Linked DNA regions of Mus musculus: regions 1, 2, 3 and 5 are each linked to region 4. Evidence: chromatin loops called from intact Hi-C (ENCODE). Cell type or tissue: left cerebral cortex. All regions are shown on one strand. Each heading gives the region's core, and the rest is flanking DNA. Links, peaks and the distances in the headings are about the cores only. Region 1 holds the start of Hnrnph1 (heterogeneous nuclear ribonucleoprotein H1). Region 2 has its middle 6.8 kb from the start of Mir804. Region 3 holds the start of Ltc4s (leukotriene C4 synthase). Region 4 holds the start of Maml1 (mastermind like transcriptional coactivator 1). Region 5 holds the start of Mgat4b (mannoside acetylglucosaminyltransferase 4, isoenzyme B).

Evidence for each region. Peaks named below come from ENCODE experiments on the same cell type or tissue, not always from the same donor. Only the 100,000 strongest peaks of a DNase experiment are listed, where the experiment ranks them.
Region 1: it touches region 4 in a loop (4-fold over the local background); 15 of 42 quality-filtered maps call a loop at or near these places.
Region 2: a loop joins it to region 4, with 3 times the contacts of the local background. A loop is called at or near these places in 12 of 42 quality-filtered maps.
Region 3: a loop joins it to region 4, with 6 times the contacts of the local background. A loop is called at or near these places in 13 of 42 quality-filtered maps.
Region 5: it touches region 4 in a loop (4-fold over the local background); 13 of 42 quality-filtered maps call a loop at or near these places.

The regions. Positions count from the first base shown.
Region 1 is chr11:50,374,968-50,380,731 of GRCm38, reverse strand. It overlaps Hnrnph1 (heterogeneous nuclear ribonucleoprotein H1), which reads right to left and starts at 3,054. Exons shown (of 13, transcript NM_001347487.2): 1 at 2,930-3,054; 2 at 2,305-2,441; 3 at 1,109-1,264; 4 at 768-911. The coding sequence starts at 2,401. In left cerebral cortex, for the core only: CTCF peaks have their summits at 2,183 and 3,509; DNase peaks (open chromatin) are centred at 2,247, 2,742, 3,119 and 4,175; H3K4me3 peaks cover 3,902 bases; H3K27ac peaks cover 2,491 bases.
Region 2 is chr11:50,361,765-50,367,528 of GRCm38, reverse strand. No RefSeq gene overlaps it. Among named protein-coding and RNA genes, the nearest start is that of Mir804, 6.8 kb to the right of the region's middle. In left cerebral cortex, for the core only: a CTCF peak has its summit at 2,764 (motif pointing right); a DNase peak (open chromatin) is centred at 2,774.
Region 3 is chr11:50,233,884-50,239,647 of GRCm38, reverse strand. It overlaps Mgat4b (mannoside acetylglucosaminyltransferase 4, isoenzyme B), which reads right to left. Exons shown (of 15, transcript NM_145926.3): 12 at 5,487-5,565; 13 at 5,317-5,404; 14 at 5,126-5,238; 15 at 4,545-5,042. The coding sequence ends at 5,019. It overlaps Ltc4s (leukotriene C4 synthase), which reads left to right and starts at 1,116. Exons shown (of 5, transcript NM_008521.2): 1 at 1,116-1,270; 2 at 2,208-2,307; 3 at 2,384-2,454; 4 at 2,550-2,631; 5 at 2,936-3,187. The coding sequence starts at 1,213. The coding sequence ends at 3,077. In left cerebral cortex, for the core only: CTCF peaks have their summits at 2,739 and 2,945 (motif pointing left); DNase peaks (open chromatin) are centred at 1,060, 2,872 and 3,951; H3K4me3 peaks cover 2,008 bases; H3K27ac peaks cover 909 bases.
Region 4 is chr11:50,288,763-50,294,526 of GRCm38, reverse strand. It overlaps Maml1 (mastermind like transcriptional coactivator 1), which reads left to right and starts at 2,191. Exons shown (of 5, transcript NM_175334.3): 1 at 2,191-2,801. The coding sequence starts at 2,466. It overlaps Canx (calnexin), which reads left to right. Exons shown (of 15, transcript NM_007597.3): 15 at 1-570. In left cerebral cortex, for the core only: CTCF peaks have their summits at 2,836 and 3,040; DNase peaks (open chromatin) are centred at 1,117, 2,079 and 2,981; H3K4me3 peaks cover 2,959 bases; H3K27ac peaks cover 1,583 bases.
Region 5 is chr11:50,222,573-50,228,336 of GRCm38, reverse strand. Mgat4b (mannoside acetylglucosaminyltransferase 4, isoenzyme B) reads right to left here and starts at 3,002. Exons shown (of 15, transcript NM_145926.3): 1 at 2,598-3,002. The coding sequence starts at 2,694. Gm36556 (a long non-coding RNA gene) reads left to right here and starts at 3,116. Exons shown (of 2, transcript XR_388620.4): 1 at 3,116-3,523; 2 at 3,726-5,764. In left cerebral cortex, for the core only: a CTCF peak has its summit at 3,082; DNase peaks (open chromatin) are centred at 3,076, 3,328, 3,760, 4,242 and 2 more places; H3K4me3 peaks cover 3,066 bases; H3K27ac peaks cover 2,561 bases.

The DNA of each region.
Region 1 (5,764 bases), core at 308-5,307, 86 kb before region 4:
TATAAAATATTACAAATTGATACATATATAAAGTTCTAGTCAAAGTTCTAATACATACTATGCTAAAAACTATTAAGATATTTGATTAATTCTGTCTATGTCATCAAGAGTATTAATAGTACTTAAAATATACAAGATTTAACATTCTGCTAAGCATGCAAATCCTATCAGCTCTTCAACATAAAAACATTCAAATACTTTAGGCCCAGAACAACTTCAAAAACTTCTATACTGCTTTCATATTGAGACTACAAGCATTCAACCTACACTTGCTACAATTTACTTTTTTGACTTCTAATAGGCTACCTAAGCCAAGTTCCTTTCATAACAATTTTCATACAGAGAATTACACTAGCTAAAATATTTCTGGTCCCATGACGGAAAATAAGTTATAACACCATAAACTGTAACAATCTAGACTCACACTAATCTAATGTTAAAAGAGCTTACCTTTAACTTGAAGTACTTTGCTAAACAGCAATATGAGGAAGTTAAGATGGCTGAGTAGAATCCTCAAAGGTCTACTCTGAACTACAATACTAAATATAGGCAAAGTTAACACTTTGGAAATACTTCTAATTTCCACCTTTAAGATGGGCTTAAGTTATTTGAAGGTCTCCAGGAAGAAAATGTGAATTCAACAACATATATTCAACAGCCTACTTTAAGTACCTAGACTATTCAACTTTTTAAAGGTCTACTAATACTAATTCATGTCGCCAGAAGCTGCCATACCTCACTGCTCAGCAACAAACAGGACTACATACCTGAGAAGAACTGAACAATTTCTTCCTTGCTACATCCAAAAGGGAGTCCTCTAAGCCGTACAAAGCCATCATTGGCTGTGTCAGGACTATTTGGACCAGTATGCTTCAACACCCAATCCATTTCAACGTTGTTTGACTTGAATACTGAAAGAGGTGCTTAGAATTAGTCAATTAAGTTGGAGAACAAAGTTCAGATTTCCTGGGCTTTTAGATAACTAGGAAGAGCTGCCATAAACTCCCTTAGATGACCATTTCCATGCGGTCAAATACCTAAAATTCAGAAGGGGTAAGACCTCTATGTGTTTAAACGTTTACTGTTACTAGGGCAATGTAAATCAAACCTTCAACATATCTGTGTCCCATAGTTTCTCTGTCTTTTTTCAAGGCCAATTTGACTTCATCTTCTGATTCAAGTTCAACAAAAGCCTCGCCACTTGGTCTGCCTTCTCTGGTGTAGATGAAACGAATACCTTGAGCCCCATTTTGAATTTTGCAGTCTGAAAAGAAAACAACGCTTAATACAGGATTTAAAACCACTACAGATAAAATGCATATTCCTGTCATCACACACACCAAAAAAAAAAAAACATGCCTAAAAAGACTGACCAAGCAGAACACGATCAAATTATCTCATATACAGGATATATTCCTAGTCCAACAAGGTAACTCAATGCTCAAAAATAGTTCAAATGGAGCAGGGCAGTGGTGACGCACGCGTTTAATCCCAGCACTGGGGAGGCAGAGGCAGGCGGATTTCTGATTTCGAGGCCAGCCTGGTCTACAGAGTTCCAGGACAGCCAGAGCTACACAGAGAAACCCTGTCTCGAAAAAAAAAAAAAAAAAAGTTCAAATGAAGCTACCACCTTGCCTCTAAGTTTCCATTAACCATCTCTTGGTACACTATCTCAGAATAATCTCATCTGGATCTGGTGACTTCACAGCATTTTCTTGTTTGGGTACCATGTCAGCTTCCCTCTATCAGCAACCACATAACAATTTCATTCAAATCCAAACTCCAGCTCAATATTCATCCGAAAAGGGACCAATGTTAACAACTAAAGGCTCCAAGCTGCAGTTCAACTCAAACCCGGACGGCAACGGCCCCCTGCAATTGCTTGCAGTATACTTGGGGCTCGATTTACAGATCGTTTTCTGTTACCACAGCTAAATTCAGATGGTAAGGTCAACACTACAAGTACCTTTTTACAAAACCTTACACGACTTGAGAAGAAATCACATCTTTCCCTACTTAAATTTTTCTTAGACTACTCCAGAATGCACAGATTGATGCATAGAGACAGAAAAAGTTTTAAAAGAAAACAAATTCAGCAGGGCCACCAGCATCCCCAAGGGGGTTGGGGGGGGTGCGGATTTCGCAATTACCATTGCGTAACAGCGGCCAACAGAGCGCGAGCCGCCTGGGGAAACCGCTGGTGGCCGCGACTCGCTAGGGGGCGCCCGGGAGACCCGCCCCGCCCCAACCCGGCCCGGCCCGGCCCAGCCGCGGGCCCCACTGACAACTCCCGCCTCAACTCACCAGAAAAAAAGCGCTGCACTTCATCCGCGGAGCAGGACCAGGGCAAGCCCCGGACCTTCACCACGAAGCCCTCTCCGCCTTCTGCTCCCAGCATCATCGTCCCTTCGGTGGTCCTGGCGTCCACACAGATTGCGGGGCTGCGGGGTGGGGGTGGGGGTCAGGAACGCGTCTGAGAAAACAGGCATTTAAATGGCCCTCCCACTTCACGGCGCACAGCGGGCACCGGGCGCCGCCATGCGAGTCCCGCCCGTCAGGATGCCTGGGCCCCGGAGACTCAAGCATGCAACCCGGCCTCGGCTAGCGACCCGATGCCCAAAGCCGCCCAGTGCGCCCAGGGCCGAGGCGCCAAGCTAATAAGACCCTGGCCCACAGCCACGGTTGAGACGAGGAAATGGCGGCCGCCGCTTCCGCTCCGCCTCCTCAGACATCTCACACAATAGAAAGCGGCGCGGCCTGCAGGCCTAGGCGGCGCTGCCACGCCGGCGAGACACTCGCGGCTCCCAGGGGCAGCCTGCGCCTGCCACGGCCCCTCAGGTTAGAACCTAAGCTCAGCGACAAGCAATCGTCACCCAAAGAGGTGTCCGTGGAGAGCTCGGGCAGCAGTCGAAGACGGAAAGTCACTCACCTCCACAAAAAGCCTCGGCGTGGCTGAGGAGAAATGATAAGCGGGCGCCTGCGCAGGCTAAATAAAGCCCTTCCAGCAAGCTCTGCGCACGCGCACCCTGTTGCCGGCCCCGCCCCACTTGCGTCACAGAGAGATTGGACGCATGCGTATTAAGAAACCCCGAGCTCTCTCCCGCCGTCCTATTATTACACGCATGCGTTTGGGCTCAGCCCTCTTCATAAACTGACCGAGGTGTTTTTGGTTGTTTTTTTTTTTTCTTTCTGCGCCTGCGCCTTTTTGCAATTATTGCGCTTGGCGTCTCAGCGGTTTCTTGTTTTACTTAATGCGCATGCGGCTACCTTCAAACCGTTCTCTAGACCTACCCGCCGGAGTGGGGGAGGGGAATGGCGCTAATCAGCTCCCCGCAGGGACTGGGTAGTAATCCAGAGTTCGTTCAGGTTTGCAGGGGCGGTAGTTCTACCCTTAATCCGCAGCTTTTCATCCGCGCTCCTGTCGGTTTTGAAAGACACCACGAAGAAAAGGAAGCCATGCCCTTTCTCCTCAGAACGCGTAGGAGCTGGAGGGCCGGGTTGTGCCAAACCTCCTCTGGGTACCGCCCCGCCCCCTGCGCCCAAATCCCCGATCTCCGTGGGGCGCCTGGGACCAGTCCCCTTACCTGCCCGCTTTAGGGGGTCAGTCCCGACCCACATGGGCTGCCAGTGCCCGAGCTAGTCCTGTACCCCACTTTGCCTAACGGACTCGCACTCTACGAACCCCTCGCCCTTGCACGAGAGGCGCTCGGTGTGCGGCGCCTCGCGAGGGAAGGCTGAGACTGCCAGGGGCGCGAAGGACGCAGCCCCAGAGCGCTGCGCCCGACCGACCAACGGGCCTCTCCCAAGGTGGAGACACGCCCGGGTCATCCCGTGTGCCCTTACAGAGGTAAATGGGTGACGTTTAAGAGAATTCCTGCAACATAGCAGAATACGGATGATGTCCCGAGTTTCTCCGAATCTGACTGACCTACCCTAGAAATTAACAATAAGAGTTATTGTTTGGGCGGTGCCACGGTAGGTACCACAATTGGTAAGCCTCTGAAAGCCATCACAAGAGGTTACAGGCAAAAATACGCTTTTCTTTCAAGTGCAACATTGAGGAGGCTAAATCCAGTTTGAACAGTTTGTTTTTTAAAAGGGGGGGGTGTCATCAAAGGAAAGGTGCAGAGACTGCGTGCAGAACTCAGACCTTTTAAGTCTGCGCAAGGGTGTTAAGTAGAAGGGCATCACAAGACTTCAAGAGAGCAACAGGAGCTGTGTAACGTGAACCTTCAGGTGTAAGGGAAACTCGGATGAGACAGGCTGGGAGAATAACTGCACATGACCTCACCTGCAAAGGATCTATCTAGAGGAGACAGAAAACACTAGTTTAGATCATCGAAAAGTGAGAACTCCCAAGTCTCCAGGCCAGGAGGTGGGTGAAAGGCAAGAACACAAGCCCAGCCGAGGAGAACTGCAACTTCAAGACTTGCCTGAGCAACAGAGTGCGTTCAAGGCAGCCTGGGAAATTTACTGAAAGCCTGTCTCAAAAAGAAGACAAGAGAAATAGTAGTGGTAGAGAGCTTGCTTAACATGTATATTTCCCCCTACATGGTCTTGGGACATGAGATTGATTACCAAGAAACTAAGATTACTCTTCTTTAGCTAATTCACACCATTTGAGAGCCCTATACTTATTAGATGACCTGCGATCGTTGGTTAGATGTATGGGAAGAGCAATGCATACTAGAAAGGCTTTGAGCAAACCAGTCCTACCACTCAACTATATTTTCACACACACACACCGTTTTTTGTTTGAATCATCTTTTTTCACTTTGCACAGTAATGTGCCTGTAGTCCCATCTACTTGAGATGCTGAGATGGGAGAGTCACTGCAACTTAGCAATCCAGGTCTCTCACCTGAAGGGGGGGAAATGTTTCCCTTCTGACAACACAACCACATTCCTACGATGTTTCTCTAAATTCTATTCTAGTTGTATGGGAGGTTATTTTTCCATCGTAAGAGAAAAATGCAGTGTATAATCATAGATAAAAACTTTTATCTTTCCTTATTGTGTCCTTTCCTTATTGTTTTGAGTCCTGATTGCACACATCCCAGGCCGGCCTCAAACTCCCCTTGCAGTCATGCATGGTCTCAAGTGTTTGATCATCCGCCTCCAGAATGACAGGATTAAAGTGTGTGTGCCACCACACGCAATGAGGATTTTCTGGTGGACAATTGTTTGGCAGAAGGCTCTGAGTATTTGTGTAATTTCTAACAATGGAAGGATTTGAAGATCCTTTTGTGTACAAGGGCTGCAAACGCCTGACTTTCACTACATGGGCTTTCCCTTTCTTTTAATCCTTACTAACTTAATACTGGGACTATGTAACTATCTGTATCTGATCACGGGAGCAAATGCTACATCATAGCCATTCCCTTTGATGTAAATTGTCCAACACAAAGCTTCCTCACAGAAAAAGTTCAGCTTCTGGGCCAGGCATGGGTTGCACACATTTTTAATCACAGCAGAGCATTCAGGTCCCAGGAGTTTTGAGGCCAGTCTGGACTAATTAGTGCCTCTTCCCTTTTTTTCTTTCTTTCTTTCCTTCTTTCTTTCTTTCTTTCTCTCTCTCTCTCTCTCTCTCTCTCTCTCTCTCTCTCTCTCCCTCTCTCTCTCCCTCTCTCTCTCTCTCTTTCTTTTTTTTCTTTTTAGACAGAATCTCACTATATATCCCTGTCTGGCCTAGAACTTGCTATGTAGACCAGGATGGCCCTGAACTCACCAAGATCTGCTTTTCTCTTTGTGCTTTTTCTTAACTG
Region 2 (5,764 bases), core at 444-5,443, 73 kb before region 4:
TCATCATGGCCTGGGGCAGCAGCACAGAACACTGATACCAGCATAGTCTCTGGGGGAGGTATGGACTATGGAGATCTTTCAGGGAGATCCAGTGCAGGAAATGAACCACTTTTCATCTTGGACATCCTGCTATTGCTCAGAGCCAAGGTGACCGTGCAGCAGGGGATTGGTCCAGGGGCTGAGTCTGTGCAAGCTCCAGGCTGCTGTCCACCACGCTGCTGACCCTACCAGGCAATGACATGTTCCTCCATCGACTGCAGCCTTCTCTCTCGCACACCTGTCACAACTGTCCTGTCTCTAGTTCCACCTCTCTCTACAGTGCACACACCGCTCTGCTCCTCCATCTTTCCCATCATGTATTCATTCACTGTAGTGGCATTGGAAGCTGTGTGTGTGTGTGTGTGTGTGTGTGTGTGTGTGTGTGTGTGCGTTTGCCCAAAGAGCTTTACATGCAAATGTTCACTGTAACAATGAGTCATTGGCCTAGTTTCCAGTTTCTGATGCATCACCAATAACTGGACCATTGCTGAGTCTCCTCTAGTCCATCCTGCTGTTGCCCAGAGTCTTGGTGATCCTGTGGCTCTCTCTGGTTCTGCAGGACTGGCTCCTTCACGTGCTCCAGCAATTCATAGATGGAGTAGATGCTGGGGAGTGGACCCACGCAACATGCTGAATCTCGACCTGAGTGGTAGCTGAGTTGGTCTCAGGCTGACAGGGACCGCCTGGCCTTCAGCTGCCAGGTCAGATGTTCTTCTCTTTAGTCAGTTAGTTTGGTCATAGCTACACAGTAATTAGTATAACTAATACAGGAAAATATACAGGCATAGTAATTAATATAGCTAATGCAGTAATACATACCATATGGTTCTGCACTTCTTGGCTAGATTTTTCTCAAATGTCTTACTTAGAATGCTGTTTCTAGATGGCTCCCCTCCTCTGATACAAGATATTATGTATTTCAAACTAGCCTGGAACTTGCTATTTAGCTGAGGATAACCCTGCACTTTTGTTTCTTCAGCTTCCTTCTCTCTGGTGTTGGGATTACAGAGGTATAACACTATGCCCACAGTTCATGCAGTGTTGGATATCAAACCTAGGACTCTGTATATTCTAGGCAAGCATCCTACCAAGTGAGCTAGCCCCCCCCCCATTTTCCTGATCTTTATTTACTTATTTGCTTCCTTGCTTTTGTTTTGTTTTTCAGGCAGCCTCATGTAGCCCGGGCTGCCCTCAAGCTCACAAAAGCAAGAATAACTTTCAACTTCTGATTGTCCCGTCTGCACCCCTGAGCACTGGAATAACGGGTACACACACTATGTCAGCTGTGCTGTCCTAGAGATGGGACAGCTGGGACTGTATAATTTGGGCTGTGGTGTCTGTTCACAGTGGTGTGCAGCCATCACCTCGCTGCCACTGAAGCTGCTCATTTTCCTCTGACAGAAACCCTGCGCTCAGTTTTTTATAGGTTTACTCCGTTATTTCTGCTCATAGTACAAGGGTACATTCAATTCCTCATGACTGGGAAGAAAGCAGGACCTTGGATTAGCTGCTAGCACTTGGGTTTTGCCAGTTTATATCTTTAAATATCAAGACAGTAGAGGAAGGCCAGGCGTGACCGAAGGAATCGGGCATGAGAGGCAATGTCTGATGCAGTCTACTGAGTCAATTAGGACCAAATTGATAAGAGAGGTAAGGAACACGGGCCGAGCTAGGCTTAGTGTTTGAACACCTTTAATCTTTGCACTCAGGGAGCACAGGCAGGCAGATCTGTATGAATTCGAGGCTAGCCTGTTCTACCTAGTGAGTTCCAGGATAGCCAGGGCTGTTATACAGAGAAACCATGTCTCAAAATCAATGAACCAATCAGTCAATCAATCAATTGTGGGGTGGGGAAATGGCTCAGGGGCTAAGAACACTTGCTTTTCTTGCAAAGGATCCAGGTTCAATTCCTAGCACCCACAGTATTTCACAATTATCTGTAACTTCAGTTCCAGGAGATTCAATGCCCTTATCTGACATCTGCAGGCACTGCACCCACCTGGTCTTCCCCCATCCTCTGCTCCCTCAAATCTTTTTAAAAGTATCACATTCCTGGGGCTAGAGAGATGGCTCAGCAGTTAAGAGCACTGGCTGCTCTTCCAGAGGTCCTAAGTTCAATTCCCAAAACTACATTGGTGGCTCAGGACCATCTATCTATAAAGGGATCTGATGAGCTCTTCTGGCATACAGGCATACATACAGAACAACACATACATTTAAAACACACACACACACATTCAGCATCTACACATAACATGCACCCACACATACCAACTTTCCCCAGTTGTCTTACATGTTTTGCTGGCCTGTCACAGGGCAGTGGTCACAACCTGTTTCTCCCCTTTAACCTACACATGTTCTTGCAAGTCCTTCTGTTCCCAGATTGTCAGGTTGTGTTTCCTAGTAGACTGCTCGTCTGTTTTCCCCTCATAAGAGCTGAGCTCCTCAGGTGGGGAGATGGCTCAGGTGGTAAAGCTCTAGTACAACAAAGTTCAGTCCCCAGAACTCATATGAAAAAAAAAGCCAGGTGTGGTGGCATGTTCTGGCAGTCCTGGTGCTGGTGAGGCAGAGACAAGAAGATCTCTGTGGCCAGTTGGCCTGACCTACTTGTCAAGTTTCAAGCCGAGGAGAGACCTGCGTTTATTCCATTTTTATTATTTTTATGTGTATGGGTGGGTTTTGCCTGAATGTAAGGCTGTCACATACATGTAATACCCATATGGGCCAGGAGAGGGCATCAGATCGCCTGCAACAGAGGTAAAAGTGAGAGTGTGTGGGCTCTCAGTGCTGAATCCAGGTCTTCTACAAGTGCTCTTAACTGCTGAGCCGTGTCTCCTAAACTAGTTTTTATTTTTTATCATGTTTTTACTGTTTGTTTTCCATTTAATTATTTGTTTTTTTGAGTCAGGGTTTGTGTAGCCCTGGCTGTTCTGGAACTCACTCTGTAGACCAAGCTGGCCTCTAACGTACAGAGATCCATTTGCCTCCAAGTGATGGGATCGAAAGCCAGTGTTGTCACCCCCTGGCTAACTAACAGATTTTTACGATGAATTTCGCTCCTGTTTCTCGTGTCTTGTTAACCCAGGCTAGTCTGAAAAATTGGAAATCCAAAACACTGCAAAATCTAAAATGTTTTTGAGTGACTTAATTCACCAGAACAAAAATTGGCACTTTCATGGTTTGGATCTGCAATGTTCCCCAAAGGCCTTCAAGCTTGTTGTGTAGCAAAACGTTTCCTGGGGAGATGCAACACACGTGTGCTCATCCCACGTAGGGAACCCGAAACACACCAGAGTACAGGTATCGCTGAAGTCCAATCTGGTGGAACCAGTGAGTTTTATTGTGATGACTTACAGGAATATGGGTGAGGGGTCATTAAGGAGCAGACATGACTCAAAGACAGCTGCATCACCGAAGCCCAGCCCCAGCAAGAATGACAGCTCACAAAGCTGGGAACCTGGAGCACACTGCACAGCCTGCAGGCCACTCAACAGGCTGGAGAGTAGCCTTGCCAGGTCCTCTGTTGGTCTCAGCTTCTTCCAAGGTAGCTCAGCTGGTGTCTGCTTCCTCCAGACAGCTGGTCTGGTCTCAGAGTCTTGGAAGCCTTTCTCCTCTGAAAGTCTCTGTGCAGCTCAGCTTTTGTTTATGGGAGAGGGACTCTCATCTTTTATTGCTTACTCTGGCAGGGAGGGGCCTAGTGAATCTGGTCCATTTCAGGGACTTCCTGAAGCTCTTTGAGTTGTTTACCTCCCTGCTTAAGGAGCTTCCCTGCAAGATGGAATGTTTCAATCTCAGAGGAAACTTACACAACATAGCTAAAGACTGTAAACCTACAGGGAGGAGTCTTTAGGGGGTGGGACCTAGAAGGAGGCAGGAGGTCACTAGCCCTGTATCCCCCAGGGCATGTTGGATCCATCCTCTCTGCATTCTGACATCTGAACACAGCGGCTCCTCCAAGTGCTCTCACCATGCTACACTGTGCAACCATAGGACCCAGAGACTGTGGCTGAAACCTCTGACACTGTGGACTGGAACAAACCTTCCCACTCTGAGCTGTTATCTCCGAGCTAGGGAGATAGTTTAGTGGGCAGGGTGCTTACCTGGCACTGGAGAAGCCCAGAGTCTGATCCTCAGGCCTGGATAAATCAGGTGTTGTGGTGGTACACACCTGTAATCTCAGCACTTGGGGAACTGGGGCAGGAGGATTGCTGTGATTCTAACCAACAATAAGAGGGCTACCGAGTGCAACCTGGTTTTAAGGGGGAAAAAATCAAATAGGGGCTGAAACAGTGACTCAGTGGACCTTAGTTTGATCCCTAGAATCCACAAGGAGGCTCACAACCCATGCAACTTCAGTCAGGGGATCTGAGGTCCTTTTCTGGACTCCACAGGGACTGCACACACGTGATGCATAGTCATACAGGCAAATACCATATACATTGAATAAATTACCTCAGGCTACACTATGTGTATGAAATAAAATTAAGTTCTTCTTTAGACTTGAGTCCTCTAAGACACCTCAGTATGTATACGGAAATGTCTATAAATTAAAAAAGAAGCCTAGCCTGGTGTGGTGGCGCACGCCTTTAATCCCAGCACTTGGGAGGCAGAGGCAGGCAGATTTCTGAGTTCAAGGCCAGCCTGGTCTACAGAGTGAGTTCCAGGACAGCCAGGGCTATACAGAGAAACCCGGTCTTGAAAAACCAATAAACAAACAAACAAAAACTAAAAAAGAACCCAACACAGGGCTGGAGGAATGGCTCAGTGGTTGAGAGCATCTGTTGCTTTTGCAAAGGGCCTGGGTTCAGTTCCTAGGTGGCTCAAAACTGTTGGGGGGTTGGTTCTAAAGCTTTGTCTTATTTTGGCTCCAAAGAGCTGGGCTTCCAGACCTGAGGGTCCCTGCCCCTAGCTGCCTTCAATTGATAATAAAAAATTACCAAACAGGGGAAAAGCTGAGCGCGTGCCCGAAAAGCAGCAAGCAAGGGAAGCATGGGGGAAGGGCCCGCGTGGGAAGACTGCAGTCTGAAAGCTCCATGCTGCATGGTTGAAGATCAGATTCCAGGGAGATTGGAGTGCACGCCCCTTCTCCCCCAAACCAGAGTCATCCCCAGCAGCAAGGGCCCCCAAGCTCTCTAGCACGCATGCGCACTTCTCGACCACAGCCCCGGGCGAGCTCCTGCCTCCCCTCCATGTCCTCTCCCCTCCACACACTGACCCACACTCACTATGATAGCTACGGGTTAGAAGGTGACAGTGACAGGAGCAGACACCGGGTCCCAGTTGCGTTTCCGGACAACTAAGAGTCGAGAATGTGGATCAGTGACAACCATGAGCACAAGGCAACCCTAAGTCACATGCTAACAATGGAGGAAGGCAGAACATAGGTCCCCGTGACACTGCCAAGCTACAGAAGCCTTGGCCTGCTGCATTGATTGAGCACATTAGTAATAAACTCAGAGTCACCGATAATGCAACGGTGACACAATAGGGAAAGAAGTCAATGCCTTTCCCCTTGGTGACATTTAACCAAGAGTGAGCCCAGACTTGACTTCTCTGCTTGGTTTTTCCTGTGTATCCTGTGTCAGTGCTCCTGTGTGTTTCCTAATACAGTGCGTTGCTCTTCCTTTAAAAAAGGAGAAGAAGGAGGAGGAGGAGGAGGAGGAGGAGGAGAAGGAGGAGGAGGAGGAGGAGGAGGAGGAGGAGGAAGAGAAGGAGAAGGAGAAGG
Region 3 (5,764 bases), core at 332-5,331, 55 kb after region 4:
GCTGTGGGGAAGCAGAAGCTCCCAAGGGTGACCCTGTCTTATGACACCCATGATATGGCCAAGCTGGCTGCAGGGACAGGAGTGTGGCCTAGGACCTGTTAGTTCCCCAGTACACGCTCCTCTCCTGTCCTGTGCTGGTTCACGCCCTTCACCTATGGCTCCGTCCACTCTTCCAGATGGATCTGGATTTTGCCACTGCTGACCAAATCTACCTCAAACCAGCTTCATCGGAAAAGAGAAGTGGCTATTTCACAAGGAAGAACAGTCCAGGAGCACACACCACACAAGGTGGCCCCCAGGGCTCGACAACAAGAGTTTCTCAGCTTCTGTACTCTTAAGCTTCCTTTCCCAGACTGCTAATGGAAGTTTCCAGAACTGGGTCTCTCTTCTGTCAACATCGGCACACATGACTACACCACAAGTGTGGCAGTGGTGGGGAGTTGTCAGCTTTGTCTGGTGTGGAAAGGACTAGGCTAAGGAAGGGAAGGGTCAGTGCCTGGAGCCAAGTAGGATGCTGGGCAAATACACCAGCCTAGAGACAAGTATTTCCCCATAACCAAGGATAAAAAATATCATTCATGAGCCTTTGGGGCTCTGAGGGGGATGGGCCTCAGGATGCCAAGGAGGAAGAAGAACATGGGTAGGTCCATTGTGGCTGGGGACACCTGGACATTATGAAGCCATAGGGAGTTGGGAAGGGTGTGTCAGCACTAGACATTACAGAGTAGCCCTGGATGGGAATACAGACCCAGTCATCACTGGGGTAGGGGAAGTCAGGGGTGGGAGTCCAGGAGCCCAGAGCCTAGGGTAAACCCTGGATGAAGGGGAAGTCTGAAAGGCCAGTGGGAAACTACCAAGGATGCAGGGTCTAGATGATATGGTAGCTGGAAACACACAAGGCTAGAGGGGGCATGGGTGAGCAGTCAGAGGGAGCCTGGGTGAGCAGCATGAGTTCCGCCACCACAGGACTAAGCACGGAAAGGCCAGGAACAACTGGAAGGAAGTGGTCAAGCTGTCCACAGCACTGGTTTCTACCTTCCCAGCCTGGCCAGGCTCCCTGCCTTTGTGGATACAGTCATATCCCCACCCCTCCCCGCCTCTACTGCAAAGGGGTGGAGAGCGCCGAGGCTCTTCCTCTCCTGGGCCAGCGTCTGAGTAGCACACTGGGCGATAAGAAGAACACCAAAGCTAATTCTGCCTGTGGCTGGCAACATGAAGGACGAAGTGGCTCTTCTGGCTACCGTCACCCTCGTGGGAGTTCTGTTGCAAGGTGGGCTGGCTCCTGTCTGGGAGGTGGGTGGATCTTACATCCTGTAGTCTGCTCTCTTCAGGCTCCTGGGGTAGGGAATTGGGGTGCTGGCAGGCCCAGGCTCAGGAGAAGGACAGGAGGCTTCTAGGCTAGCCTCCTGGTACCAAGGTCCAAGCAATTCAAGAACTGTTGGAGGGCCAAAGTTCCAGCTGAGAAGTCCCCACTTCCCTGGAGCAGGTATAGACACTCTCTAAGGAGTGTCTACAGGGGAGGACCAGGTGAAGGATGGCCACCCTGCTGAGGGGCCACTTGAGGTGCCTGCCTTGTGGTGGGAGCTGGTATCTGTTTGGGAGTGCAATACAGTGACTAGTGGAATAGCTATGGGCTTAGGTTGGGAGAGTCCCAACTCCACGCATCTGGAGCACAGTATCTGCCAGATTTAAGGCTGGGTCCATGATGTCTAAACAGAAACTGAGACAAGAATTTATGCTATTGTGTGGTGGTACTGAGACCCAAGCTAGACTGACTCTGGCTTGTGGCAGAGTCCCTTCTGGCTGATTCTGTAGAGGGGAAACCAGGGTCCCTTAGCCACAGAACGTGTGCTTCCTTGTTCCTTAAAGAATACAGCCAATTTTGCCCTGGTCCATTGCCTACGCAGGGGGTCCAGACCTGCAGAACGGGAGGTAGGCATTTGCCTGTGCTTTGCAAGTCAAATCGTTCAGGAGTAAAGTCTTCTAAGGTTCCTCCCACCGGCAGGTGTTTCAGCCGCGCATCACCCTAGTCAATCAACCCTCAGGCCTACAGGGCCTCTCCATTGAACACCACTGATGGGGCAGGTGGGAGAAGGGCATTAGAAGAGAGTCGCTCAGTGAGAGGCAAGGAGAGGGGAACTAAGGGACGGATCCCGCTCCAGATCTGCGGAGCACCACACCTGACTCCCACACCCCCACGGCCGCAGCCTACTTCTCCCTACAGGTGATCTCTGCACGAAGGGCTTTCCACGTGTCGCCGCCGCTCACCTCTGGCCCTCCCGAGTTCGAGCGCGTCTTCCGAGCCCAGTGAGCGCGGCGGGTCCGGGCGGGTTCGGGTGTCAGCCAAGGTGAACCACGCGCTCACCCAGCCTACCCCTCGCAGGGTAAACTGCAGCGAGTACTTTCCGCTGTTCCTCGCCACACTCTGGGTCGCCGGCATCTTCTTCCACGAAGGTGCGGGGCAGCGTGGGGGCACACTTCGGGGGTGGGGGTGATCCCGGATGGCGGGAGCTCGTGCTCACCGCGTCGCCTTGCATCGACTCTCGCAGGAGCCGCAGCCCTGTGCGGACTGTTCTACCTGTTCGCGCGCCTCCGCTATTTCCAGGGATACGCGCGCTCAGCGCAACTCAGGTAACTCTGGCCGGACTTCCGGGAAAGCACTGCAGGGGAGGGTCGCTCCCCAACGCCGCTCAAAGGGTGGGAGGCGGCGATCGGCCACAGGGGACCCATGGAAAGAGATCTGGGGACAGCGGGTGGGCGGACCTAGCCCTAGCGAGCCGGTGTAGCCCGGAGTGGGAGGGGCTTGAGCCTGCGGGGCAGGCCTAGTCTGGAGGGGGAGGGCCTAGGCCTGGGGGCAGTCCTAGCATGGAGGGGGCGGGGCCTTGTGTGGAGGCGGGGGGGGCTTGGCTCCGCTCCCGCTGAGCGCCACCCGCAGGCTGACTCCCCTATACGCGAGCGCGCGCGCACTCTGGCTGCTGGTGGCGATGGCTGCACTGGGCTTGCTAGTCCACTTCCTCCCCGGCACGCTACGGACTGCGCTCTTCAGATGGCTCCAGATGCTCCTGCCGATGGCCTGAGGCGAAGGCCCTCCGAATCAGCAGAACTGGAGATCTTCGAACAAAACGCTGGGGTGCCCGCCCCCGAATCCCAGTTTTTAATTAAAGTTCCCACGACGGTTCCGTCTGCATTCTCTGGGTCTGAGAGGGTCGCTTACCGCAGCTTGGAGAGCCCAAACCCCAGACAGATGCAGCCAGGCTTTGGGAGGCTTGGATAGGCCAGCATAGGCAGGCTTGGATTCGTTCTTATCACTGTACTGTCTTCTAGACAACACCTTGCCTGCGCAGCTACCTCTGCCTTGACATTTCTTTCCAGAGATAGCCACCCCTCACCCACCTTTCTGTACTTGGGGCTCACCTTCCTCTCAAGCTGAGCCTCAGGTGTTGGATTCTATCTTGTATGCCTTCGTGTCCCCCAACACCCAGCCCTGACTTCCCAACTAGAACCTATCAAGTCTTTTCCTAAGTGAGATCTGGGTCCCTGTTTTTGATCAGTGCTGAATCTCCAAATAGAGGTTCAGGACACCCCAGCTAAGGCCACACAGCAGTGAGTGTGGCCAAAAATGTAGTCAGTGATAGGTTCTCTCAAGTGGATCTCTGGATGTTTGAAGAGGACCGGACTTAGGTAGGCCTACTGACAATACACCTCAAAATGACTTTTAACCTACCTGGCCAGCAAAAATGCTCTTAAACAGGCCTAAGAATGTGTGGGAAAGCCCTCCGGCGGGTGGAGATGGCCATTTATTTTAGAGATGACCACCGTATGAGCCAGGCGCTGTGGTTCTGAGTTGCAATCCTAGTACTTGGGAAGCTGAGGCATAAATTCAAGGCCAGCTTGAGCTACAGTGAGTTCCAGGGCTCCCTGACTGTCTCAGTCCCTTTCCAACAGTGTGCCTCCCCCTCATTCACACACACCAAGATCCTATTATATGAGACAAGCTGGGACAAAGATACTAAGGACTATGGGGGCGGGGTAGGGAGAAGGGGAGGAGATGATGTCAAATTGTGGACACCACCCCCCCCCACCCCACCCCCAGCACTCAGGGGCTCAGGTCTGTACAATAGCTGTGCTGGGTTATGTGATGCTAGACCAAGAGGATCTGAGAACTCGTTGGACGAGAATTCCTATAGGATAAGTAGACACAACTTTGGGTGCATGAAACCCCCAGTTACAGACTCAGTGGTCACGACCTTCCTGCTAAGTAAACATGACGTTACGTTGAGGTATGCCAACAGACACTTGACATGGTAAAGGAGGGTCTGGGACTTAGTCCTTGGCATGACAGAGGTCAAAGTCATCTTCACCAAGTAACCTGCCAGGAGCCAGCCAATTGTGGGTAATAGTCTCGCAGCACAGGTGAGCCAGCCTTCCCCCTCCCTATCCCCACCACCAGCAAGTTTTGGGAACCCAAAATGATAGGCCAAATACAGGCAGGCAACATGCAAACGCCTGGCTAGAACTGGGAACATTCACCTATGAGACACATACTTCATTAACCCTTTATTACAAGTCACGCTCTTATAGAAGTATATGCGAACTTACGTGAAAAAATCAAATGTATCCAAGAATAAAAAACACAGCACATAAAGTAGTGTATGCATTCCAGTGTTTGCGCCGCACACGGCGGGCACCCAAGAAAAAGCTCTTCTAACGGCCCGGCTCAAGACCACCGGCCAGGGGCAAACGGTTCGGTTCAGTTCTTTTTGGGCGGCAGCAGGCCGGCCCTCAGGCACAGTGTGGGGGGCCGCCTGCCTCTCCCGCGGCCCGGCGGGCAGGAGCAGCACCAGCTTCTGGGGCCTCCGGGCCAGCGGTGAACCCCAGGCCAGCCCGAGCCGCCTGCCAGGCAGAACCCTCCAGGTGGGGTGGATATGCCTGGTCCTCTGGGGCAGCAGCAGCAGTAGCAGCGACACCCTCGGAACCGTGGGCTCCAGAGCCGGCCACAGAGCACCCTTGGAAGCCTTCTAGTCGGCCTTTTTCAGAAAGATCTGGAAGAGTCGGGCTTAGGATGAGCAGGAGTCTTGGGACTTCTTATGGTCTAGATGCTTAGTCCCATCCCAGCTGATCTTACCTCACTCAAAATGACCCACACCGGGGAGTCAGTCTGAATGGAGAGACGTAGTGCTTCCAGGGGGCCAAAGGCAGGATCCACTTCTCCTTCAGCTACACCCTTGTAGAAGGAGCCTGTGGGAGCGCGGTGCCTAGATGTAAACACGAAAGCAACACCCAAAAGCCCAGCCCACACAGGCCCGCCCTACTCACCAATCTGGAGGTATCCATCTGGGCTCCTAGGGTACCGGAGAGTGGCTGAGCGGCCTTCCTGAAGGGCCTCCTTCTCTGACTGGGGGTTCTAAAGGGCAAAGCAGCAGGGTTGAAGTGTCTGGCCAGAAGGAGGCGCTGTCAGCTCCCACCCACAGCCGGCCCATACTCACATCAAAGGGCAGCACCTCCACAGAAGTGTTGAAGAGCTTATCTTCCGGGTGCTCGATGTTCCCGCTTCGGAAGAAGAACCTACAGATGCCAAGCAGGCCTGTGAGCTGTTGTAAAGATGAGGTACTGCCCAGACCCACTGTCCAGGCCCAGCAGAGAGAAGGGCAACGCCTGGGCTAGAAATATATTAGATGGGTAACCAGGTGCTGGGAGAGGTGAGGCGCCATCTTGGACAGTCCATGGGCAGTGCAAGGAAGCCAGGGTCTTACCCTGTGACTGT
Region 4 (5,764 bases), core at 361-5,360:
TATGTAGCGGACGTTTCCAAATGTATAGAGTGAAATAAACAGTTACTAGCAAGAAATGAATACATGTCTGCAGGTTTCTCCTTGAAGCAAACATGGGGATGATTGCTTTTCTAGAAATCGGTTTATCTGTTTCATCATTCTACATTGACATTGTTTTGTGCCTACTTTATATTCACCCAGGCTGTACAATGACAGGTTTATTTATGTCACTGGTGGTGGTCATTGCCTTTTTGGGTCCCTCTTCCTCCCTCAAGGTTCCATTGAAGCTCCAGCCTCCTTAAATACCTGACTCGTTAGTAAATGATCAGCAGTCTTCAGCTCTTAAAAAAAGCGTAGAGGGCAGGTATTGTAGCTGAGTAGGTAGAACTGCTAAGCGTGTGCAAGGTTCCGTGGGTCTGATTCCTGGCACTGAATTAAGATAGATAAAGGCCCTTATATTCTGATTTTCTATGCTGGACTCCTTGTTGTAAAATGTCCATGCCAGTAGTACTCTTCTATTGTCCACTTTTCAGATTGTCACACTGCTAAATGACATTATATTAAAGCCCGTGTTAAATATCTGTATCATAACACTGAATGTTTTTACTGTTTGAATAATGGTTAATTTAGTCTTTTCTCATAGGAGACCTTAATTTAGTTTTGTATTTAAGTGATGGTTTAGTCATTACCATTGTGTAAAATGGACCTCAGCCCAAAAACTTTTTCATTGCTGGCATTTGAACCAGTGCTCTACCACTGAGCTACACCCTGTCCTCCTAGATACTATTCTTTAGGATATATATATATATCTTTTAACAGCTTTTATTAGAAAAAAAGTTTCTCAGGCTTCATATTTGAGGATATTGGAAGTCATGCCCAGGATATTTTGTGTTTTAGGTTGCGTCCTGAATCCATACACTATAGAGTTTTGAAGATAACCTTGCACTTCTAACTGGGCGTAATGGTGTGATCAGAAGCAGAGGCAGGCCAGCCTCAGACAATATATTTGAGGGCAATCTGGGGTACCTGACACTACAGTTTAATGGTGGGCTGGAGAGTTGGCTCAGCAGCTAAGTACCCCACTGCTCTGCCAGAGGTCCTGAATTCCCAGCAACCACATGGTGGCTCATAATCATCAGTAATGGGATCCGATGCCCTCTTCTAGTGTGTATGTGAAGACAGCTGCAGCGTACTCATGAGGTCCTGGGTTCAGTCCTTCATCACTGCATACAAAAGCTGCTGGTTTCACTTGAGTGCTGATTGTAATGCTTGGCACTGGGAAGAAGCAGTGCTCACTTATCTTTGCCACTCCCGCCACCAAAAACTTAGAATTCCTTTTTCTTATTTTAACTCCATGTGTATAAAAACACTTGGCTGTTAGCTTTTTTTCTTTGTGATTTTAAAAATAAAACTTTAATGAACTCTAGTAAGAGGTTAAAGGGTGACATGTTTGAGTGGCTCGTGAGGTCTTCTATTGCAAAGCCTCCCAGCATCTCCTATGGCAGTTTGGGTGTCAGTAACCATCCAGAACATTTTTTGGTCCTTTCCTGGCTTTTTACCTTCGCTCACTTGCTTGCTAGTGGCATCACTGGAACCCAGTGCTTTGGATTGGATTTTGAGTGACTCAATTTTATATATCAGTCGGTTTTTAAGTGTATGCCCCTGTAGATCTAAATAACTCCAGTCCCCAGTATTGAGGCTCTTTCCCACCCTCACCCCTCCAAGTAATGAGCTATTGCTCACAGTACCAGTCAGTGATAACTATCTCTACTAGGTCGCTCAAGCTCAAAACAATTCTGATCAATTACGTGGCTGTATGTAAAGAATGAGGTCGGAAATGGCTGACCTCGAAATAGTGTGGGTGGACTAAAAAGATAGACAGCTTTGGACATCTGGGTCTTAAGGCTTCCACCTCACTCAGACTTAACCCGCGTTCCTCACGAACCCGGAAGGGACTGCTTTCAGGGGGCGGTGTTCAGAAAACGTGGCTCTTCTTGGATAGGTTCCCGTCAGTCACAGTTCACTCTCCCGCACTGAGCCCGCCTCGGGCTTCCCTCCTCGCCAGAGTGTTCAGTTTAAATACCCGAAAATTCCTGACGTGCTTGTCCCCCACGCCCTCGGGCAGCGGGTTTCCTTTGATTGGCTAGAGCTTCGGTCCATCAGCAGTGACGCAGAGTTCGCCGGCCCAGGCCCCGCCCTCTTCCGAAAGCCCCGAAAACAATTTTAAGATGGCGGCGGCAGCGGCGCGGAAAACAATGGGGCAGGGGTATAGCGGACAGGCCGAAGCCTGAGGCGGGCGGTGTTCCCCGGCCTGGAATCGGGCCGAGCGGGGCCGGAGGAAGACCCGCCGCCGCGCCCGAGCCCGCTCCACAGCCCGGCCGGACATGGCGCGGGCGTGAGGCGGATCCGGGCCGTCAGAAGCGGAGGAACCCGAAGTGGCAGCCGGCGCCGGGAGGCCCGGGCCCGGCCAGTGCCGCCCGCGGCCCATGGTGCTACCCACCTGCCCCATGGCGGAGTTCGCGCTGCCGCGGCACAGCGCGGTCATGGAGCGCCTCCGCCGGCGCATCGAACTGTGCCGGCGCCACCACAGCACCTGTGAGGCCCGCTACGAGGCTGTGTCTCCCGAGCGCCTGGAGCTCGAGCGCCAGCACACCTTTGCCCTGCACCAGCGCTGCATCCAGGCCAAGGCCAAGCGCGCCGGCAAGCACCGGCAGCCGCCGGCCGCCGCCACGGCCCCGGTTGCCGCTCCGGCCCCCGCCTCGGCCCCGGCGGCCGCGCGCCTGGACGCAGCGGACGGCCCGGAGCACGGCCGCCCGGTCGCGGTGAGTAAGGCTGGCGCCTGCCACAGCAATACTCACTCCCGAAAACGCCTCTTCCGGCGCGGATCGGGCCTTGGGGAAACTTTCCCGAGCGCCCCCATTTCTTAGTCTGGGTCCTGGGAGGTGGCTAACATGGCAGGGCGCTTGTCATCTTCCAGAAGTGGCACTGCGGTGTACTTTGGGAAAACGTCCCCTTGAGGACTTGAGTGAAATCGGGGCTGGAAAAGCAGGAGGTTAGTTGCTGGTAGGCTTTTCTCCTAAACTTAATTTCCAATTGATGAGAACTTCGTCTTGGAGCAGACCCGCGTTGGAGTTGCCTAGGATGTAGGGCGTTCTTGCACCGTAGGCCTGGCCTCGCTTAGTCTGCAGATGTTGATTGGATCTTTGCTTCGTGGAGGTTAGTTAGGGCTTTAATATGGAAATAAGTCTCCCTTCAGTTGACAGTATCCCGCGGTTTCGGAATGGAAAATTGAAAAGTCTTTGGAAGCTTCGGTAAACGGAGTTGCTTAAAAGGCATTCGTTTTCCCCCAACCCCCGCAAAAGGGAACTTTGGAATTTGTGAACGCCTGATTCCTGCTATATTATTGACAGTTCCAAAATTAACCTACTAAGCCTGTTAAAAACCTCTGATAATATTAATAGTTGTTGAACGGGGGAAATGACGTTACTTGTTGGTCAGCTGTGCCCTTTGGTTTTTAGTAGCTAATCCCGAGATTTATTGGTTAGAAGTTTTGCCTCCCTGAAACTGATTTATAAACCGGAAACCTGTGTGGAGGGGCGGGGGAGGGGAATGGGTGTTACAAAATTCTTGGTAGTTTAAAAGTAAAATTTTACAACACTTAAGTTGTTTGGTAATTCTAATTTATGTCTTCATTGTCTCTCACTTGGGCCGTTGTTAAAACTCTTCCCTAACTGGTGGTTAGTCTTTCAGTCACTTAATACCCTTCCTCTTGAAATGTTAGAAACCCTTCTGTTGCTGGAGGGAATTAGGTTTAATCTTCGGTTGGCTTTCGGAGCCAGCCGGAGCTAGCCTGTCTTTTCATGTGCCCCACAGGGCTATTGCTTTCCTTCCTTCCCACACTATCCCCGCTGCGAGACCACACGGCAGAACACACCGGTTCTGACCCAGCTGCTCGAGTCTTCTCATCCTCACTTTCCCGCCTGTAAATCGAGGGTATGTTGTGCGCCTTACAAGGTTTCTTGAAGCAATCAAATGAGTATGAGGTTAGGTGTGGTTGATTCCTGCCCAGAGGTAGGAAGGAGGAAAGAAGAAATGACAGTGGATGTGATGTGAACAAATTTCTCAAACTAAACGGCTGCTTGCAGGATCTTTCTCAACATTTTCAGAATCCTGCCGTCCTTCCAGCCACAGCCTACCTTCATCTGCAGTTAGTGAAAAACCAGCCCACAGCAGAATCTCCTCTCTCAATACAGTTATGAAGTATATGTATATGTGTGTGTGTATGTATGTATGTGTACATGTTTCTGGTTTGGTTTGGTTTTACTTCTTTTTTGTTTTTTGGTTTTTTTTTTTCAAGACAGAGTTTCACTGTACTCTCTCTCTGGAACTCACTCTGTAACCTCAGACTCAGAGAGATCCACCTGCCTCTGCCTCTGGAGGGCTGGAATTAAAGGGGTACACCACCACTGCCCAACTTACACCCTTTGTTTTTAGCACATAGTCACATATTACTTCAACCATACTGTGTCTTGCCAAGTAGACTGTAAGCTTTGGAGCCTGAAAAGGCTTGGGCTAAGTCCCATTCATATTTTAGGCCATCCATATACTTGTTGAGTGATTGATAACCAACTTGGGTGTGCTTTACCCAAAATGACTTTAACTAACATCTTTCTTGAAAGATCTCCACCTTTCCCCCAGTCCCTGTTGGGGGATTGAGCCTAAGACATTGTAATTATTGGTTGTCTTAGTTGGAATTTCTATTGCTATGAAGAGACACCATGACCACAGCAGCTTTTCTAAAGGAAAACATTTGATTGAGACTGTTTTATAGTTCAGAGGTTTAGTCCATTTTCACAGCGGGAAGCATGATGGCATGCAGGCAGAGCTGGTGCCGGAGAGGAGGCTGAGAGTTCTACATCTAGATGTACAGGCAGCACAAAGATATGGTGACACTGGGCCTGGCTTGAGCATCTGAAACCTCAAAAGTCCACCCACCATTACATACTTCCTCCAGCAAGACCACACCTCCCAGTAATGCTGCTCCCTGTGAGCCATTTTCATTCAAGCCACCACACTGAGTACTGTTTAGCCACCAAACTACACTGCTAACCCTAAGGAAAGACCTTTGAGGGCAGTAGGTCGCCATCCCAACTGAAGTTGATTATGAAAGCTCATAAGAAAAACTTACTTGTACAAACTGTCCTTCAACATCTTCCAGAAAGAATATTAATAGTGCTTGAATTTCTGTTTAAAATTATGATAAAACTTATAGGATTTACCTAATTTTATAATTTTTAATTTCTGACTCATTAGAGAAAAATTGAGTTCTCATCTAGTGTTTAAAAAAGAAATGTTAGCACTTGAATCCAGCAGGTTGTACATGTGTATGATCCCAGCATCTGAAGCAGAGACAGAAGGATAACTGTAAGTTCAAAGCCAGTCTGGTATATGTAGCTAAGCTAGGTGGGGCTATTTAGGGAGAACATATCTTAAAGGAAGGGGGGGGGGGAGGGGAGATGGCTCAGCAGTTAAGATCACTTGGTGCTCTCATAGAGGAGCCGGCTTGGTTCACAGCATCCTCTTGGCAGCTAACCATCTGTAACTCCAGTTTGAGATCCTGGAGGTCCAATGCCTTCTCCTGGCCTGTGAGTACACTTGGCACATACGTGACGGACTGACAGACATTTAGGTACAACACTCAAAAAAATAAAAATAAAAACTTTTATTTATTTATTTTTGGTGGGCACACCATGTTTGTGTGTGTGTGTCGTCCTGGCTGTTCTGG
Region 5 (5,764 bases), core at 334-5,333, 66 kb after region 4:
TGTAAACCTGGGTGTCCAGGAACGCACACTGAAGACCAGGCTGGCCTCAAACTCAGAGATGCACCTGCCTCTGCCTCCCGTGTGCTGGAATTAAAGGCATGTGCCACCACCACATGGTCATGGGTTGTTCTTAAAGCTAGACCATCCTGGTACCCCACATCTCTAGTGGGCGGGATAGTGAGGTAGGTCAGTGGTAAGGGCTTGGGGACTCTTTGGTCTCTCTGGGTACCTGGAGCATGTCAGGATAGGCCTTCCTAGGAAGCAGAGGATTTTGGCTTCCATGCCTTCCAATCCCAGGAAAGCAGGCTGGACCTAGCCCCAGGTGAGGACTGCAGCAGTGACCGTGCCAGAATAGACTCCACGGGGTGTGGAACATGTGATGCCCTACAAGCAGGGTAATTAACACACCCTGAGGACTACAAACCACAGTGTTCCACCTGGCTCTCTCTTGGCAGAGAAAACAGATTTTGGAGCCAAGCTGGGGTATAAACTTTGTATATGTACTTAGAGGAAATAGGCTCAGGGCCATAGGAAGACCGCAAGCCCAGCCCAAGGTCTGCTGTAAACCTGCAAGGGGGAAGGGAGTCGAGGTGGAGAGTGGCAGGTGTCCACTCTGTCTCTGGGTCGTGCGGTCCCCAAGGACTCTAGGAGAGCAAGGATCCAGTGAGAGCGTGGCCCTGACACTGAGAAGGACTGTGTGGCTCTGTCTCCCTGAGGTCCAAGCTCTGCAGCTGTTTGGCTGAGGCTATAGTTTGATTCCTGAATGTCTGGCTGCTTCAACAGATAAAAGCCAAGGTTGGATTTGAACCTGAGTCCTAAACCCTAGGTGCACCTGGCCAAGTCTGAGTCTTTCCCACTCTTAACCCAGGCTCTAGGGTGACCCCTGCTTCTGCTGCCTCTTTCCTCTCTGGCTCCCCGCCTACATCCTCCCTTCCGGTTCTTTTGCTCTTCCCCTAAGTACTGGACCCTCCTCTCCTGAGCCCCATATCCGCTACAAAGTGGAAACCAGCTTCAATCTAGTGGCTGACTAGCTGAGTTTGCTACTGACTTGTCTGTGTGGAAGAATGAGAAAGGCCCACAGTCAAGATTCCTGACTTCTAGTCAGCTGGCTTTGCTGGATACCCATGGAAACAGTACAGCCCTGAGGCTACACTCAGTCACTTCTCTCTCTCCATGCATACAGGGCTTGTCCTCAGGAGGAAGAACTCTGTATCTGAGCCCTACTCTTCTCTGATCTTGCTCCCCAGGCCCTCAGAATGCTAGTCTCCTGGCTTGCTCCCTCGGGAGGTATCCTAACATCAGATGGAGACATGTGACTGTCATAGGAAGCACACGGGACCACTACCAAATGAGGATGAGACACAGTCTAATGGCCCTAACCACAATGGAACAACCTGATCCCAGTTCTTCCGACACGGCTCCACTACAGCCCTCATAGCTTTCCATGGCTACTCTCCCAAGGGCTCAAAATGTACCCTTCTGGATGCCACACCCTACCTTCAGAGAACCGTCCCCTGGCCATACCCTCCCTTGATAGCTCATTCCATCCCACACTCTCTCTGTGCCAGGCCCTATCGAATCTCTCCTTAGAGTTCCTGACTTGTGATTCTCTCAAGACCAGCCCAGACCTCCACTACCACTAAAATAGGGAAAGTGCTACAGGAGGTGAGGCTGGGCTGAGCAGGCAGGAGCCTGATGCCAGGAGTTGGACTTGCCACAGGCCTCTTCCTGGACCTCCCCTTCCCCGTTTAGCATAACCTTTGGGAACAGAGAGCCTGCTTGAGGGAGGGAGAGAGCTAGCCCACCTCAGCCTGATATGACAGGAAGAACAGAAGGCAGGCAGGAAGGAAGCAGCTCAGAGTCTCCTGTGTCCAGGCTGGGTGGATCATGGTCTCTGAACTCCTCAGCTCCCACTCAGTTTAAACCATTCAACCTAGCTCAGGGGGCTTCCTAGCAGTGCTAGGACCTGTGTCCTTCTACTCCCAAGACGGCTGGCCAAGCTGGGAGGCCATAGTGTGGACTGGCCAGCAAGCCCAAGCTTCGAAGCTGCACCAGGAAAGGCCAAGGAAACCCCACAAAGTGATCACATATCAGGGTTTCTGGGCTAGCTATTCAAGAGGCCCTACAGAGGAACCCTGGGGCTCGGTGCCATGGAGGAGGCTGTAGGCCCCCAGGGAGCAGCGCCCACGGGAGCAGGGCTGCTGCAGAGCACAACAGTGGATGGGGCAGGGAGATGGATACCTTGGCTCTATCTCCTCACCTGTCTCAACAATACTGTGCCAGCTCTTGTCCAAGAGCCTGCACCAGGTTCTCTGGGTACACTACCTCTGTGACCTTGTGTCTCTGCCCCTCTGTGGGAACTCCATAGGTCCTTAACTTGCCAGTGGAAGCGCCCGCCCCTGGCATGGGATAACCGCAGGCAGAGGCCAGTCCCGAGCGCCACACGGAGGCGGGGATCTGGTAACCACTCGCTCCCCTCGGCCAGGCCTGACCAGGGAATTTCGTGATGCCAAAAGCAAACAAGTGGGGCGAGCATGGGAGAGGCTCAGGTGCTCCCGGTGCGGGCCTGAGCAGGCGGCGGCAGGGTGGGGGCTCACCTTTCTGGCCGCTGAGCGCTGCGTACCAGGAGAGCGAGAGGAAGGCGCACAAGCAGAAGAGCAGCAGCGTCAGGAAGGTGCCATTGCGGAGCCTCATCTCCCCCGATGCGCGGCGGGCGCCGGCGGGGCCGAGGCCGCATGGCCCGGGGGACCGGGGCCGGGGCACGGGGGCCCGGAGGCGGCGGGGGCCCCGGCCCCGGAGCGCGGAGGAGCTGCGGGCCCGGGAGAGGAGGCTACAGGCAGGGCGGGAATGGGGACGGGGGTGGAGGGCGCGTGCGAGCTGCTCCTCCGCGGTGCGCGGTGCTGGCGGCCTCGATCTGAGGCTGGGCCGGGGCCGAGCAGGGTTGGGGCAAGGCGGCAAGAGCCGCGGCCGGGCTGGATCCGGGACCGCCGCCGAGTCGACGGGCGAAGGGCGGGGCGGCCGGGATTTAAAGGGGCCGCATCACTCGCCGCCGCTGGGAGCACCGCGAGGGGGCGGGGTAGGAGGCCAGCTCCCGGGATCCCGGCGGGCCCGCCTTGGGAAGGTGGCACGCGCGTGGAATAGCGCGCCCCAGGAAAGTCGCGGCTACAGTGGTGATGAATGAGGGTCAGCTATTGTGCAGCAGGGACAGACGGCGGAGATGCCTGTTCCCCCAAGTCTCCTTTCAGAAGATCCCATGAGCAAGTCCCTACACCTAGACCTTCAAGCCCTCCTCCCGACAGAGAGGATCTGGCATGGGAGGGGCCCGCTGTAGCCGAGCTGAGGTTATCTCTAGCTAGCAGGCTAGCCAGAAAGTGCCAGCTGCTCTCTCTTGCGCCCACCAGTACTCCCTTCTCAGGGCATTCTCTGATGTGCCTCGGAGAGTGTGCTGCGGACCGGGGGAGGCGCTCCTACTCTATCGAACAAGGACAATGGGCCGCTCTCAGGAGTAACAGAGCCGTTGTTTGTAGGTGGAGAGCACCCTCCGGAGCCCAGCCGACTAGCTTCCCGGTGCCAGGCATGCTGTGGGCGGGAGTCAGGCTCAACCTGTAGTTTAGAGGATCACGGGTCCGCAGGGTGACCGGGGGCGGGGGCGGGGCGCCTCTGGTTCCTATTTGTACAGCGGCGCCTAAGACTTTATTGCTGTCTCTTCTTGCATCTTATTACAGACTTCCCTCCATGCCTCTGCGGAACCAGGAACTGGACACACAATGAAAGGACTCACTGAGCCAAGGCAGCCTCGGGGCATGCATTTTGGAAGCGCCAAATCTACTTCCCTTCTTGAGTCTCATCACCATTCAAAATGGAACCAGAAGCTACTTTGTAAAATGGAGCTACTACCTAAGAGCAGAGTGGTGACGGCTACTAAGCCTGAGTTCCATCCCTCAGAATCCACAGGGTGGAAGGAGTGAAATGACTGCTGCAATTGGTTCTCCGATCTCTGCATGGTGTCTATGGCACGACAGTGCCATCCACGTATGATGTCCTGAAAGACCCTGCTTGGAATGACCGTGAGCGCGTGCGGGGGTGGGGTCGGGGGGAGGGGTGATCACACGCTGGGTGGGTGATGGTCTCAGTAAAGTAGAAGCTGCAGTGGTGATCTCACATACACACACACACATACATGCACACGCTTGCGTGCACAATAAAGTGACCCATACCCAGGAGGCAGGAGGATCCTTATGAGTTTAAGGAAGGCTTGGTCTACATTTAGAATTCTTGGCTAGCCAAGGCTGCATACTAAGATTCTGGGGGCAGAGTTGGGGTGGGGAGCTACAGAAGGCAAGGCACAGTCCAAAAGCCACTGTTTTACAGTTTGGAGTGACTTAGAGCAAAGTACAGCCTGATCTTGTTGGAACCTTCTGAGGGGAAGTATCCTGGTGTGTTGTCCTGTTTTCATAGGAGTCTTCTCTGTGGTGCAAAAAATAGTAGGTCTTCATTTTAGTCATATAAAGTTTTAATTTTGTTTAAAAGACAAAACAACAACAACAGTGGAGCCAGTATAGTGTGTGACATGCCTCCAATGCTAGCAGCCAGACAGCAAAGGCAGGAGCTCTGTGAGCCATACATAGTGAGCCCATGTTGTCATTCCCCAAGCCCCCAAAACAGTTTAAGACCAGCTTGATATACATAGAAAATTTAAAATTCTGAGCCAAGTAGAGCTATACAGTGGAACTGTCCTAAAAACAAATAAGGCTAGAGAGGTGGCTCCGTAGTTAAGGTACTTAACCGCTTGCTCTTCCAGAGGACCCACCCCAGTTAGGTCCCCATCAGCTTTTACAGGTGGCTCACAGCTACCTGGAACTAAGGGAAATAGACACCTCTAAGCTCAGTGTGTAGGCATGCACATACTTAAAAAGAAATCTAGAAATCAAGCAACAAAAAGTATATTAGAGCTGGAGTATAGCTGAGTGGTGAAGCACTCAACATCAACTAAAGTGGATGACTTAAGGAAGATGCTATAATGATTAAACCAGTGGATCTGAAGGACATGGACTGTAGGTGAGCACACGGATTTCCCCTCTCCCATTGCTACCTTGGAGTAGGGGAACAGGAATAAGAGAAGGTCCCTGATGTCTAGGGAGCAGAGCCTCTGTAGAAACAGGAAATTGGGGTTAGGGAGAGCCCATGTCTCAGGAGCAGGACCTCACAGCAGCCTGGCTACCTCCAGCCTCCTCCTTTGAAAATGGCAGCATTGTCTGGCACGTGTCCTGTTTTCCACTGTCTTTGCCTTTGTAGTAATTAATTAATCCGGGCCTGCTTGCCACCTAAAGTCCCTTCAGACACTTCCTAGCTCTGCATGTCGCCTTGCAGCTGGCAATATACCTTCACCTGAGGTTCGGCATCAGGTCCTAGGGACCCACTCAGGGAAAACGGAGCCATATGGGCCCAGAGAAATCCTGCTTTCCCTTTGAAAGTCAGCTGGAGGCCTTTCCTCCTTTGTTCTAGATTTTCACACAGTGAAAAACACAGTCACACACACACACACACACACACACACACACACACACCTTACTTTTTCAGAGTCAGTGACTCACTATGAAACCCTGACTGGCCTGTAACTCACCATGCAGACCAGCGCTGGGATTAAAAGCCTGTAGACACCCAGCTGTTATGATCACAGCCTTCAGCCCATGTTCTAGGACAGCCTTTGGAAGTAGTCTAGGGGTCCAGCCCTGGGGGTAGTCAAGAATAGAGCTAAGAGAAA